Linked DNA regions of Mus musculus: all the other regions are linked to region 3. The links are chromatin contacts, found by POLR2A ChIA-PET in ENCODE. All regions are on one chromosome and are shown on one strand. The core of a region is the stretch at or near the end of the contact, and the rest is flanking DNA. Distances in the headings are between cores, read along the strand shown. Region 1 has its middle 11 kb from the start of Wdr5. Region 2 overlaps Vav2 (vav 2 oncogene). Region 3 holds the start of Vav2 (vav 2 oncogene).

Region 1 (3,776 bases), core at 436-2,935, 77 kb before region 3:
AAACAAACAAACAAATAAGCCAAGTGTGTACTTAGGAGACAGGGGAAGGCAAATTGGATCTCTGGGTTTGAGGCCAGCCTGGTTTACAGGATAAGTTCCAGAATAGTCAGAGCTACACAGAGAAACCCTGAGTCAACACCCCCCTAAAACAATAATTTAAAATATATTTTTAAAAATCATGCCGGGCAGTGGTGGCACACGCCTTTAATCCCAGCACTTGGGAGGCAGAGGCAGGGGAATTTCTGAGTTTTAGGCCAGCCTGGTCTACAGAGTGAGTTCCAGGTCAGCCAGGGCTACACAGAGAAACCCTGTCTCAAAACAAACAAACAAAAAGATCCATCTGCTCACCACCCAGGTAGCTGCTGAGGGAAGATAACAGCACTCAACCAACAACTGGAATGTCCGCTGGGTTGAAGCTCTAAACTATACTGTTTCCAGCAAACTGCAGGCCAAAGTTGCTGGATTGGGACTCTCCTTACCTCCAGGTGGTGCTGGGAGCCCAGCCACAGCACCGGATGTGTCTCAAGACCATCTGGCCCTAAGATCAGCCGGGGCCGGGTCTTAGAGGAAGAATCTCAGGAATGTGGCCCTGCTTCCAAAGTCAGGCCGCACCTAGCTCTGTCTCAGTGGCTCCTCCCACCTGGGCTCAGGTTGAGCTTCCTAGACGAGAAAGGACTTGACAAAGAAAGGCAGATGTGACAGCCCTGAGAAGCTCAGAGGCCCTGAGGCCCAGGGAATAGTTTTCTTTTCCTTTTTTAAAACAGGGTTTCTCTGTGCAGCTTTGGGTGTCCTGGAACGCGCTCTGTAGACCAGGTTGGCTTCCGACTCAGAGATCCTCCTGTCCCCCAAATGCTAAGATTAAAGGCTGCGCCACCGCCACCACCACTGGAATATTTTTACTATTAATATTAATTATCTTTATTACTATTGTTCTGTTTTGCTTGAGACAGGGTCTCACTTGGGACTAACTAACCCAGAACTGCATAGACCAGGCTGGCCTTGGAGTAACAGAGATCTTCCTGACGCTGCCTTCATAGTGCTAAGATTAAAGGCATGGACCACCTTATTTGGGAGGGAGGGGTTGGGGTTGGGGGCAGGGTCTCTCCCTGAACCTGATGCTCACAGCATTGCTAAGACTGGATAGCCAGCCAGCTCCTGGGATATCCGTCTCCACCTGCCCAGTGCCGGGGTTGCACATGGATGTCACAGTGCCTGGCTTTTTATGGACATTTGGGCATACAAGCTCAAGCCAGCACCTGCCGGTACTTCACTCCCCAGAACACCATCTTTCGTGAAATAGGAATTTGGCATCCTGTGTTCTGCCTAGGCGTACCCGTTCTGTCAATCATGTCAGGGTATGTTCCTTTCTGAGCACCGACTGTTTACTGTTTTATTTTGCTGAGCCCCCTACTTCCACTCATAGGAGAACTTTAATCTCATCCAGCCTTTTGCTGTGTACAGATGATAAAAATGGGACTCAGAGAAAGTGTCAGCAATGGCACACGAAGGCCTGACCCTGCTCTTCCTGCCTCCTTAGCCTCACTGGCTCTGGTGGGGTAGGAGTCAGATGTCATTCTCTTACTACAGTTCCCACAGCAGTGACTGTCTCAGGCTGCCTGTTACCCAAGAGTTTCCTCTCCAGCCCCCCTTCCTCTCCTGGGGCTGCCTCTTGAGCACGCTTGAACTGCAGTGTTCCACTCTTTTGGGATTATGTGGTGATAGGGTTTGCCCTGCCAATCAGAGGCATATTGCGAGGGGATGGATGAACTGTGTTTGTTGCATGTACTGCGTCCCCCAACCCCCTCTACGCACAGTAAGAAACTGGAGAACTGAAGCAAAGACTATAGATCAGGTTGTGGCTATAGTGCTTGCCTTCCTGGGTTTCCCACAGGCTCGCAGAGAATCCCCAGGGAGGAACAAGCAGCCTAAAATAGAAACACTGACACAGGAAGTGCAAAGGGCCAGAGGCTCAGACCAGTGCTGGACTCTGGAGCCTAGTGCTGTAAGCACTGTATCCTCTCTCCATCCTCGAGGTTACCACACACACACAAGCTTAGGATGGAGCAAATATGGGAATGTGAGTGGCTCAGTCTGTGTCTCACTGGTAGCTGAGGCCAGGCTGGCCTTGAGAGCAGCACCAGAAGCAAAACAGGCCCCCTTCCAACACCTAGACCGGCAGCCAGAGCCTCATTGGCAGTGGAACACATCTGCTGTAGAAATAGTTCATCTCAATCCAGGGCTTCTAACCCCCCTTTGACCATTCAGTTCCTGGATAAATGACACAGGACCTTTCTATTTATAATAAGCCTAGTCGGCACTAGAGCCAGGCAGAAATCTACCCTCTATGCTATCATCATCTATTTCCCCATCTATAACCCCAAGCTATACTTTGTCTTGTTCCATCTGGGCAGCTCTTAACTCCAACTGGCCATGATCTCATGATTTACCCACCCCATGGTGGCTTCCTCCTTTCTCCACCTTCTACTCCCTCCCTCATGGCTCTCATCTGACTCCAAGTCAGGCCCTGCCTATTTCAGTTCTGCCCAGATATAAGCTGTAGGCATTTTATCCACCAATCAGGGATAAGTTAGGAGGTAAGGTCACTTGGATCTACACACAGATTTTTCTCCTCCTTGGGGGCAACCAGGCCTTGGGGGCCAGTTTTAACATGACAATTTATAGCAAAACACCAAACCTCAACACACAACTCCTTGGTGGAGGACAAGAAAGTCAGCCCAAAATTAGGGCAATGGAGATGTGGTACCTTAGGTAGCAAGGTATTGTGCCTGAGTTTAACTGTTGAGGACCAGTGTATAGGGACGGTTTCATTATTCAGTTAGTAGAAACTCTGTTGCTGAAAGACCCCCGTGGGGAGTCCCTCTGGATAAATGACACAGGACCTCTGGGAGGTGCGCACCCAGTAGGACACTGAGACCGAACTCGCTGTAACTACACGAGGCTTTAATGGCACACAAACACACAAACAACAAAGGAGCACTCAAGCCAGCATGCTGGGGTCGAAACTCATGCACTGCACAGGGGGCAGGGGAGTTCGACCCTGGCCCAAACTTTTTACAGGCTTATAAAGGCAAAAACTACAAACCAAAAGGGGGGAGCTGAAAAAATTTGCGTGGTCACACATGATTGGCTTATTTAAATGTTGGCGGGGTGATTACAAATTAACAGGGTAATACGTGCCGGCTAAGGTGTAGGGAGGCACAAGGGCTTGGGACTTCTCAAGGTCAGCAGGACACCTGGTCAATGTATGATTTATGGGGGGCTATAGGGAGGCGCCGCCCAGGAGGCGCCATCCTGCCAGATGGCCATTTGGTCTGTCCTGATAGCCTTGGCTAGTTCCTGCATTCTTTTCTTTATCTTTTATGGCAGGACATTCTTAGCTACAGGGTGGGTTTGGCTGTGCCTGGACCCGCCTGGGTCTATTCTTTAGCCCTGAATTTCTTGAACTTAGATACCACAATGCTAAAAGACCCAAAATTATAAGCTTTTGCTCTTCATTCCCCACTTCTTTTTGTGGATAGCTCTAATCTTAGAGTGACCTTTCTTTTTCTTGTTGAAGAGTCTGATATTGCTGTCTGAGGACCATGACTTGTATGGCGTTTATTCTATCTTTAACAAAAGCAACCAGCTTATTTAAAATACATGGCCCAAAAGTAAGCAGGAGGAAAAGGATAATCAGAGGGCCTGCCAGGGTGGATATAAGTGTAGTAAACCAGGGAGACCTGTTAAACCAATTTTCATACCATCCTTGATATGCT
Region 2 (3,835 bases), core at 603-3,102, 100 kb after region 3:
CATGGCAGGAAGGCTGTGGAGAGGCGGAAGGGAACATGCTCTTTTTCAAAAGCTGCTGCATGCTTCATGACCAGGGTGCCCATAAAGCTTGGGGCAGTCTGAGGCTGAGCGAGGCCCCGTTGGGGCTTGCTTGCAGAATCTAGCTGAAGCCAAGAGTCTGGACCCTAAGGTCAAGGACCCTAGGCAGACCCAGACCTCTATCTTTGTTTCTCCCGGTGGGTGGGACTCATTGTCTCTGGTCCCTGAACTGTCACATAGCAGAATTGTCATGTCTACTGAGCGCCTAACATTGCTCAACTCACAGCAGACTTCCCAGGCCTGGGCCAGGAGGCCTTGAGGGGAGCCTTCTGGTCCTCAGCAGAACTTTGATGGTTCAAGCTTTGTCCTGGGTAGGGACCATGCCACAGTGGTGGTTGGCTCCTGGGGCCTGAGCTTGGAGGTTGGGAAAGTGCAGTTGGCCAAGCTCTGGGGACCCCTGAGGCCTGTATGGGAGGGCCTGGTCCCTGGAGGATTCGTCCTAAGTGTTCATTCAGGCAGGCTGCCCATAGGGTGTTGCCCAGGTGGGAAGTGTGTAGCATGGAGTTCTGTGCTGGTTAGTCTTAACTGTGAACTTGGTACAAACTACGGTCACCTGGGAAGAATGAGTCTATTGAGGTACTGTCTGCATCAGATTGGTTTGTGATAATGTCTGTGGGGAATCATCTTGATTGTTAATTGATGTAGGAAGATGCAGCCCTCCATGTGTGGAACCATTTCCCTGGGCCCTAAAGCATTTAAGAGTGAAGAAAGCTAGCTGGGCATAAACAGCAAACAAGCATGGTTGCCTTGTTTCCCTCTGTTCTTGACTATGGCTATGATGCTGCTTGTGTGCCCGCCAGGACTTTCCATTATCAGCCTGATCAACCCCCCCCCCCAACTTGCTTTGACTGGTATGTAGGAGGGGGCCGGGGCGCAGGAATGCCCTGTGTATCTATCTATCAGCTGGCCTCTTCCTACCAAACCTCTGCCTGCTAGAGGCTCTGAATCCAGGGTACGAGAAGCTGAGAAGCAACATTCCTGGGTTATCAGCAGAGGCTCCTCCCTAGGCTTCCCCAGACAGGGCGGGGCACAGCAGAGCCCTAACTGTTTCTGTGGGGCTCTAGATGCAGGCCACAAGGGCCCTGTGGGAGTCGGGGGTCAGTCGGAGTCTGGCCCCAGGAGGCTCTGAGTCAGCTGCACCCTACTTCCCTTATCCTCACCCCTGTTGGGCCTTGGCAGAGACCAGAGATCACTGTCAGGGCTGTGGCAGTGGCTTTGCCTTATTGTCCCTACTTCCCAAGTCTCATTAAAGTGGCAGAACCCTCTTATATGTCCAGTCTGGCTTCCATTGTGGTCCTAGCCCAACCCTATGGTAACTGAACTCCTGTATCACCAGACTCTGTCCCCAATTGGCGGAGTCCTTATGTCCCCTCTGCCCAGGAGGCCACTGGGATTATTCTACTTAGAGCAGGATCCAGGTGCCCTCACCATCACCTCCCTTGCTATTTGTGTGGAAGTGCCTGGTTTGTCCCCATTTATCAGATGAGGTCACTGAGGCTGGAAACTTAGACCCTAACTCTTGTAATTCTGATACCAACCTGGACCTCTGAAGTGAGAGCATGCCTTCTGCTGCAGCCACTCAGACTTTCCCAGGCCAAAGCTGTTCTCTTCCCCACTCTCTGTTGGTGGTATGACACTGGCCTGCTTTTTTGACCGGAGAACTAGCAGGGGTGTGGTGTGGAGCAAGGCACACTACTCACCCCACTGTCTGGACTGGGCGGGATGGCGGCTGAGGAGACCAATCACGACCCGTCTGTGGGCATGTTTTGACAGTTGGTGCTGTTTAGTAGGAGAGCTGTTTTTAATAAGACAGACACCAGGGTTTCAAGGCCTTCCCGCCAATTAGGATGTGGCTACCCAGGTGCCTGTTTGAATAATTAAGCAGCTCTCACCTCCAGGCTTTTGGTGTGCCTTTCAACTCTGCGTGGCTGCCTCCTCCCTGGCCAAGTGGTGCCAAAGGGACCTGTGGTTCAGTCGTGCCCCTGTGTGCCCGTCTCTGGGCTTTGTCACCAATGCTGGCCTCTGCGCTCACCTAGCTCACTCCCTCATGTCTGAGGAGAGCAGAATTGACCCTGAGGGTGGTTAGTGCCTTAGTGCCAGTCCCTTCTTCCTTCCTGTGATCTGAGGAAGTCTCGGGGTCCAATGTGGAGGCCTGGCCAAGGCCTGCAAGTAGTGTTGTCTACATGTGGAACTAGGGGACCAGTCTGTACCCATTCCAGCACTGGAAGTGTCACCCCTGCACGGGGGTGGGGGTGGGGAGTTGTTGCCTCTCCTTACAGGATAGATAGATACATCTAGGCACATGTGAGCTCTCTGGCTGTCTCACTTGCAGGACTCAGGGCACACAGTCTGACCTGTTCCCACCTATTGCACAGCCAGGCCATGAAGGATCAGACCACCCAATGGGTGAGGTCACACACAGGGATTTGGTGAGATGTATACAGTCTCAAGGTCTGCACATGCTCTCTGAACCAGCACTAGAAAACGGAAGCAAGATGCTGTTGTCTCAATCCAGGTCACATCCACCTGAAATGTCTACAGAGCCTGCAGAACATATTTTGGGTCCCACGTTTTTGAGATGATCTGATGAACCAAGTTGTACCAAAGCCAGATGCTAATCTGAGTACCTTCTCACATGCAGCTCTAGTACCTTCTGGGGCCACATTTGTTTCAAGGCTACATCTTTCTTCAAGTCTGTCATGGGAAGAAACAGCAGGGTGCAGGAGCACCTAGAGGCCAAGGCCTCTGTGGACTTGTGAGGGGACCTGGGTGGTCCTGCAGGCTGCTCAAGGAAAAGGCTCTCAGCAACTGGAGCTGGTGCTTACAGGGGCTCTATGGGAGCAAGGCCTGAGGCCTGAGGCCCAGCAGAGTGGGCTTGTAGGGAAGGGACCTACACCACTACATAAAGGATGCACAAAGGGGTGATGTGATTCCTGGATGAGAGCCTTTCCTGGTTTGTTTCGATGTAAACATTTGTGCTGCCCACCTTTTGCAGTGCGGCTCAGATGAGCCAGGAAACTAAGATCTCTTACTTTGAGGGGCCTAGCTCTTGGCTCCTTCCTTCAGATCTCACCATCCCCCTGGAATGAACCAGGTGGAGGCAGTGGCTTGGCTCCTGGTCAAGGTTGTTTGTAGATACCAGTTTGGAAAGCTTGCCTATCTTACAGAGGTGAGAGAGGTTGCCTTATTCTGGGGTGGAGGAGTTCTTGGGTAGGGAAGGTCCTATCCACTAGAATCAACCACAGTTATATTCCCAGGTTGTAGAAGGAGGGCAGCTGATTCTGGGGTCTTTCTCTGGCTACTTTAACAACCAAGCTGCAGATACAGGTTGTATGTCTGCACTTGGTGGAGATCACTGTTCAGAGATGGGCATAGAAGTCCTAGTGCCAAAATCACAAAGCCCCAGGTGCTCCTGGGTCTGTGACAACTGGCCAGTGGCCAGCTTGAATAAATGTCCTTGGAGGTAGAGTAGGGTAGGAGAGGAAGGAGGAGGGGCGGTTGGAGTTGTTGAAAGGGTTGGGCTTCATTTTAAGTTGGGCTCCGGGTGCTCCTTTAGTTGTTCTCAAGTCTCAATCCTTTGGCCAGAGATACCTTTGTGCTGTCAGTTGTGTCCCCTGGGGTATCTGGATGCTTAGATAAAGGGTCTGGGGGGGGGGTGAGGGGGTGCAGAGGAGGGCCGAGCAGGAATTAGATGCTGCTCAGGAGGTCAGGCTGCCTCTGGGCCTGAGATGCTGGGGGTTTCTTGCCTGCTGTGGTT
Region 3 (4,006 bases), core at 499-2,998:
ATCGCTGCTGTAAGGGCTAGAGATGGGGCCTCATGCTTGTCAAACAGTGTTCTTTTAAAGAGCCCTAGGCCTAAAGATTTTATCTTTAGAGAGCTGAGTACCACAAAGGGCTTGTTTTGTGCTGTCACAGAGTGACAGGGTTGCATCTAGATTTGGTTCGGTCCTTGCTGGCTGTGGAGGGCAGACTGAAAGGCAAGGTAGAAGCGGGCTGCTGAGGAACCCAAGGGGAGGAACATAGACCTTGGTGGTGGCAGAGCTGGCAGTGCTCAGAATCTGAAACTTGCTGGCAAATTAGAAGTGGGGAGTTAACATCAGAGTCCATAAAAGAATACGCTGTAGCTGACCAGCTCATGACTGGGAAGACAGAGATGTTTAGTTCCGTTATGATGTAGAACTGCCTCTGGACGAGGCCTGGCTCTCCATAGCCATGCTTGCCCCTATCCCGTAAGAGCTCCCAGGAGACCTGCTACCCCTTTCCAGGGGCATTCTTCTCTGAAGCCTCGTGCATGGTTAGTTGGTGGCCCACTTCCCACATCCCAGACATGTGGCTGGGGTTGACAGTTCCTACCTCAGGGTTTCGTCTGCTCAGTTCACTGCAGAGCTCTGGTATTCAGCACAAGTGGCTTTCAGTGGTGCTCATGACCAAAGTGGGGAGGTACACTTCTCTTGGACACTTCCAGAGGGCAATCCTGGTGAACAGTTCTGGGCTGAGAGAATGGGTGAGGAGAAAGATCCCCTTTACCAGTCCTCCGCATGTTTGTTTTGAGCTCGTGAACTCTGACCTACACATGCACAACAGACACCTGGAATACTTCCCACCCAGCTTTTCTTCATTCATCCTTTCTATTATTTCCGAGATGAGTGATGTCCCCACTAGCCAGATAAGGAATTGGGTACCAGAGAGTTCTGCTGGTGCCAGGAGGCCTGGATCTTCTGACTTGGAGGACTGACATGCTAACTCCACTATATGCTCTGCACTACAGCCCCTCAAAGACAGACAGACCCCTCTTTTGTAGCATCTAGGCTGTCAGCTGATGCCATTGCCCTCAAGACCACCAGGGGGCAGCAGACGAACGCTTGATTGGATGGCAAAATTCGTTTGTCCTAGACCTGGTCTTAGCTTCTGATGAGGCAGGAAGGCTGGAGTGCTGGGAGCACAGAGGCCTCTTTTCTGTGAGAGAGCTCCCTGGGTACACACGCCAAGGCATGAATGCAGCAGCATTTAGCAGGGTGCTTTGCTTTCAGCTTTGCAATCTCCTTTCTTTCCTTCTTTCTTTTTCCTCCCTTTGGTGCAGGGTGTTGAATGACTCTTAGGGAGATGCTGGAGGGTCTGCCTGTAGCCCTGTGCTTTGGACGATTTAACCCCCAGTCCGCAGGAGGTCCTTCCCCTGAAGCTATTCAGAGGTGAAGTAGAGGGGCTGAAGGCTCTACCTGGCTTCTCTGCCGGATCTCTAGGATTAGGGTTCATGCTTCCTCCTTAGGTGGGGCAGGTGATGGGACTTCCTGCAGAGAGAGGCCTTTCTGGGAGGGACTTCCCTGGGTGCAGGGGACAGATCTGTCATCCTTCCCTGGCCCAGGTAAACTGAGAGAGGCAGGGGCTGACAGAACACCGCCCACAAAAGCTCGGCTCTTGGAAACTGGTCACTTTCCTCTCTTCTAGCTCCCTTTCATGACACCAGTCTCATAGAAGACTTGGCTTTGTGGGGTTCCCTTCTTCTTTACCAAGAACCCACAGCTCCTGATACTGTCCAGAGCAAATTAATTTTAATCACAAAAATCAGTTATTTATGCTTTTGAAGTCCCTCCCACTGTCACAATGTCCTCAGGACACAACACGGTCTATCTCTCCAGCACCTCCCACTAGACAATCAAGGGGGCTGAAAGTGAAGGATTTTTTTCCCCCTCTCTCCGTTATTGTGGAGGCGGAGTGTCTTGCGGACCCTGGCAAGGACAGAGGACTGGAAGAGGCCATAGGGGCGTAGGGTGTGTAGGCCAGCCTGGTTCGCGTTCTGGGGTCTATCTTTGCCGAAAGACCCTGCAAGGGCACCCAGCGTTACCGCGGTCATCTTCTAGTCTCTTCTGCCGTGCGGCGGCCTCATCGCACCGCAAGAAAGACCTCCAGCCTCCACGTGCACCTAGGGAAAGTCGTGGGCGGGGAGCCTGCTCAGGAGCCCCGCCTTCCTCAACTTTCGCTGGCGGCCCAGGGGCAGGAAGTGGGAGGACGGGTTGGAGGCGGTGCTTGGGTCTCCGGGGAGGTGCCGGGTGAAGGTGCCAGCTCCGCCCCCGGCCCCGCCCGGCCGTGGCCGCGCCCCCTGCACCCCCAGCGCCTAGGAGCCGCGGAGCCTCGGAGTCCCAGTGCCCCGCGAGTGGCGTAGAGCCCGCGGGCCCGGCGAACAAAGCGACGGTGGAGCGAGCAGCTCAGGCGCCGGACGCAGGGAGCGAGCGACCCGCTGCGCCTTTGTCTCGGGTGGGGCAGGAGCGGTGGCCGAAGCGGGGCGCCCGGAGCTCAGAATGCGGCGCCCAGAGGGGCGGATCGAGAAGCGCTGCGACTGCAGGAGGCGTGGAGCCCCGGCCGGAGCACGAGCGGACTTGTGTGTGTGAAAGAGGGACCCCGCACGCTGCCCCGCGAGCGCCGGTTGGCCGCACGTGGGCGGGAGCGGCGGCCGGCTAGTAGCCCGAAGAGGAGGAGGAGGAAGAGGAGGGCCGTGCGGCCGCGCAGCGGGGACCCGGGGCCGCCTGCGCGAAGCCCCGCCCCGGCGGCCGAGCCCCGCGCGGGCGGGCGGGATGCCCCGCGGTCACCGCACTTTGGCCGGAGCGCTACCCTGAGCCAGCTGGCCAGCGGCCGCAGCGGCGAGCGCACAGGCGCCGCGGGCGCCATGGAGCAGTGGCGGCAATGCGGCCGCTGGCTCATCGACTGCAAGGTCCTGCCGCCCAACCACCGCGTCGTGTGGCCCTCGGCGGTGGTCTTCGACCTGGCGCAGGCGCTGCGCGACGGCGTCCTTCTGTGCCAGCTGCTGCACAACCTCTCCCCCGGTTCCATCGACCTTAAGGACATCAACTTCCGGCCGCAGATGTCCCAGGTGAGGGTCCCGGCACTGCAGGAGGGACTCGGGTGTGCGATCTGAGGGGCGCATTGACTGGAGCGTGGGCCGCGGGAGGCCCAGGTTCTCTGGCCGGAGCTTCTGGCTCAGGGGTCAGTGCAGAGCAGGTCACATCCCGGTCTCCTCTTCCCGCTCTAGAGAGCGGCGGTCCCCGAAGGCGCGAAGTTGGCTAAAGTCCCCCAGTCTAGGGCGCGCTACCACCGCCGCGGGAACGGTTTGTGTGCGCCGGCTCCCCAGTCTACGGCTGCCTGGTGGAGGGCGACTCCAGCCTCGGTGTAACGCCCAGCACTGCAGTGTTGCGTCTAGGCCCGGGTCCCCGAGTGTCCCTTCCAACCGGGTGCGTGCCACGCTGGGGGTCACGTCCCCGGCTGCGTGCCAGACGACCGGAGCCCATGGAGGTTGAGTTGGAGCCGTTGAAGGATGAGGTGGAGTGGTGGCTACTGTTACCCGCAGCTCGGCGGAGGGGCCGGGCCGGGTGGGGTGCTACGGCCGGAGGGAGCGGGAGGGCCGGGCGCCGCCCCCTCTCTGGCCTGCGCCTCCTCCCGGACCCCAGCCCAGGACCAGCTGCCTCGGGGGCCTTCCTGGATAGCCTCTGGGTTGGAGTCTTCTTCGCCTTCTCATTGCCCCCACTTCGGTGGTCGCTCCAGTGTGGCCTTTGTGGAGGCCAAGACACGCGTTTGGCCGCAGGGCAGGGCAGGGCAGGGCAGGAAAATGTCCGCTCTGCTGGCTGAAGCTGCTTTTCTTGGCCCCTTGAAGGGAACTTGGCCGAGAGTTAAGCAAATTCGAGGCATGTGGCCCGCCCTTCGGGGGTCGCTCTTTAAAGGGATCTGGGAGGTGGAGAGAAGAGTTAGGCAGCTCTAGTTCAGCCGGGTACTGTCCAGGTGCGACCCGCCCACTTCGAAACT

The links. ChIA-PET counts read pairs that join two places held with the same protein, here RNA polymerase II (POLR2A).
Region 1: POLR2A ChIA-PET joins it to region 3 with 12 read pairs in Patski. The contact joins the enhancer-like site here to the promoter of Vav2 in region 3. POLR2A ChIA-PET finds 5 or more read pairs at or near these places in 4 of 5 experiments (Patski and embryonic stem cell).
Region 2: POLR2A ChIA-PET joins it to region 3 with 24 read pairs in Patski. The contact joins the enhancer-like site here to the promoter of Vav2 in region 3. POLR2A ChIA-PET finds 5 or more read pairs at or near these places in 2 of 5 experiments (Patski and embryonic stem cell).

The regions. Positions count from the first base shown.
Region 1 is chr2:27,502,505-27,506,280 of GRCm38, reverse strand. It overlaps a transcript of Brd3 not described here. Among named protein-coding and RNA genes, the nearest start is that of Wdr5, 11 kb to the left of the region's middle. Within about 2 kb of position 1,685, at least 1 of the 3 ENCODE cell types and tissues checked has a DNase peak (open chromatin) inside an H3K27ac peak, as active enhancers do.
Region 2 is chr2:27,324,553-27,328,387 of GRCm38, reverse strand. The region is part of intron 3 of Vav2 (vav 2 oncogene); the gene reads left to right. Among named protein-coding and RNA genes, the nearest start is that of Sardh, 79 kb to the right of the region's middle. Within about 2 kb of position 1,852, at least 1 of the 3 ENCODE cell types and tissues checked has a DNase peak (open chromatin) inside an H3K27ac peak, as active enhancers do.
Region 3 is chr2:27,425,350-27,429,355 of GRCm38, reverse strand. Vav2 (vav 2 oncogene) reads left to right here and starts at 1,748. Exons shown (of 28, transcript NM_009500.2): 1 at 1,748-3,080. The coding sequence starts at 2,877.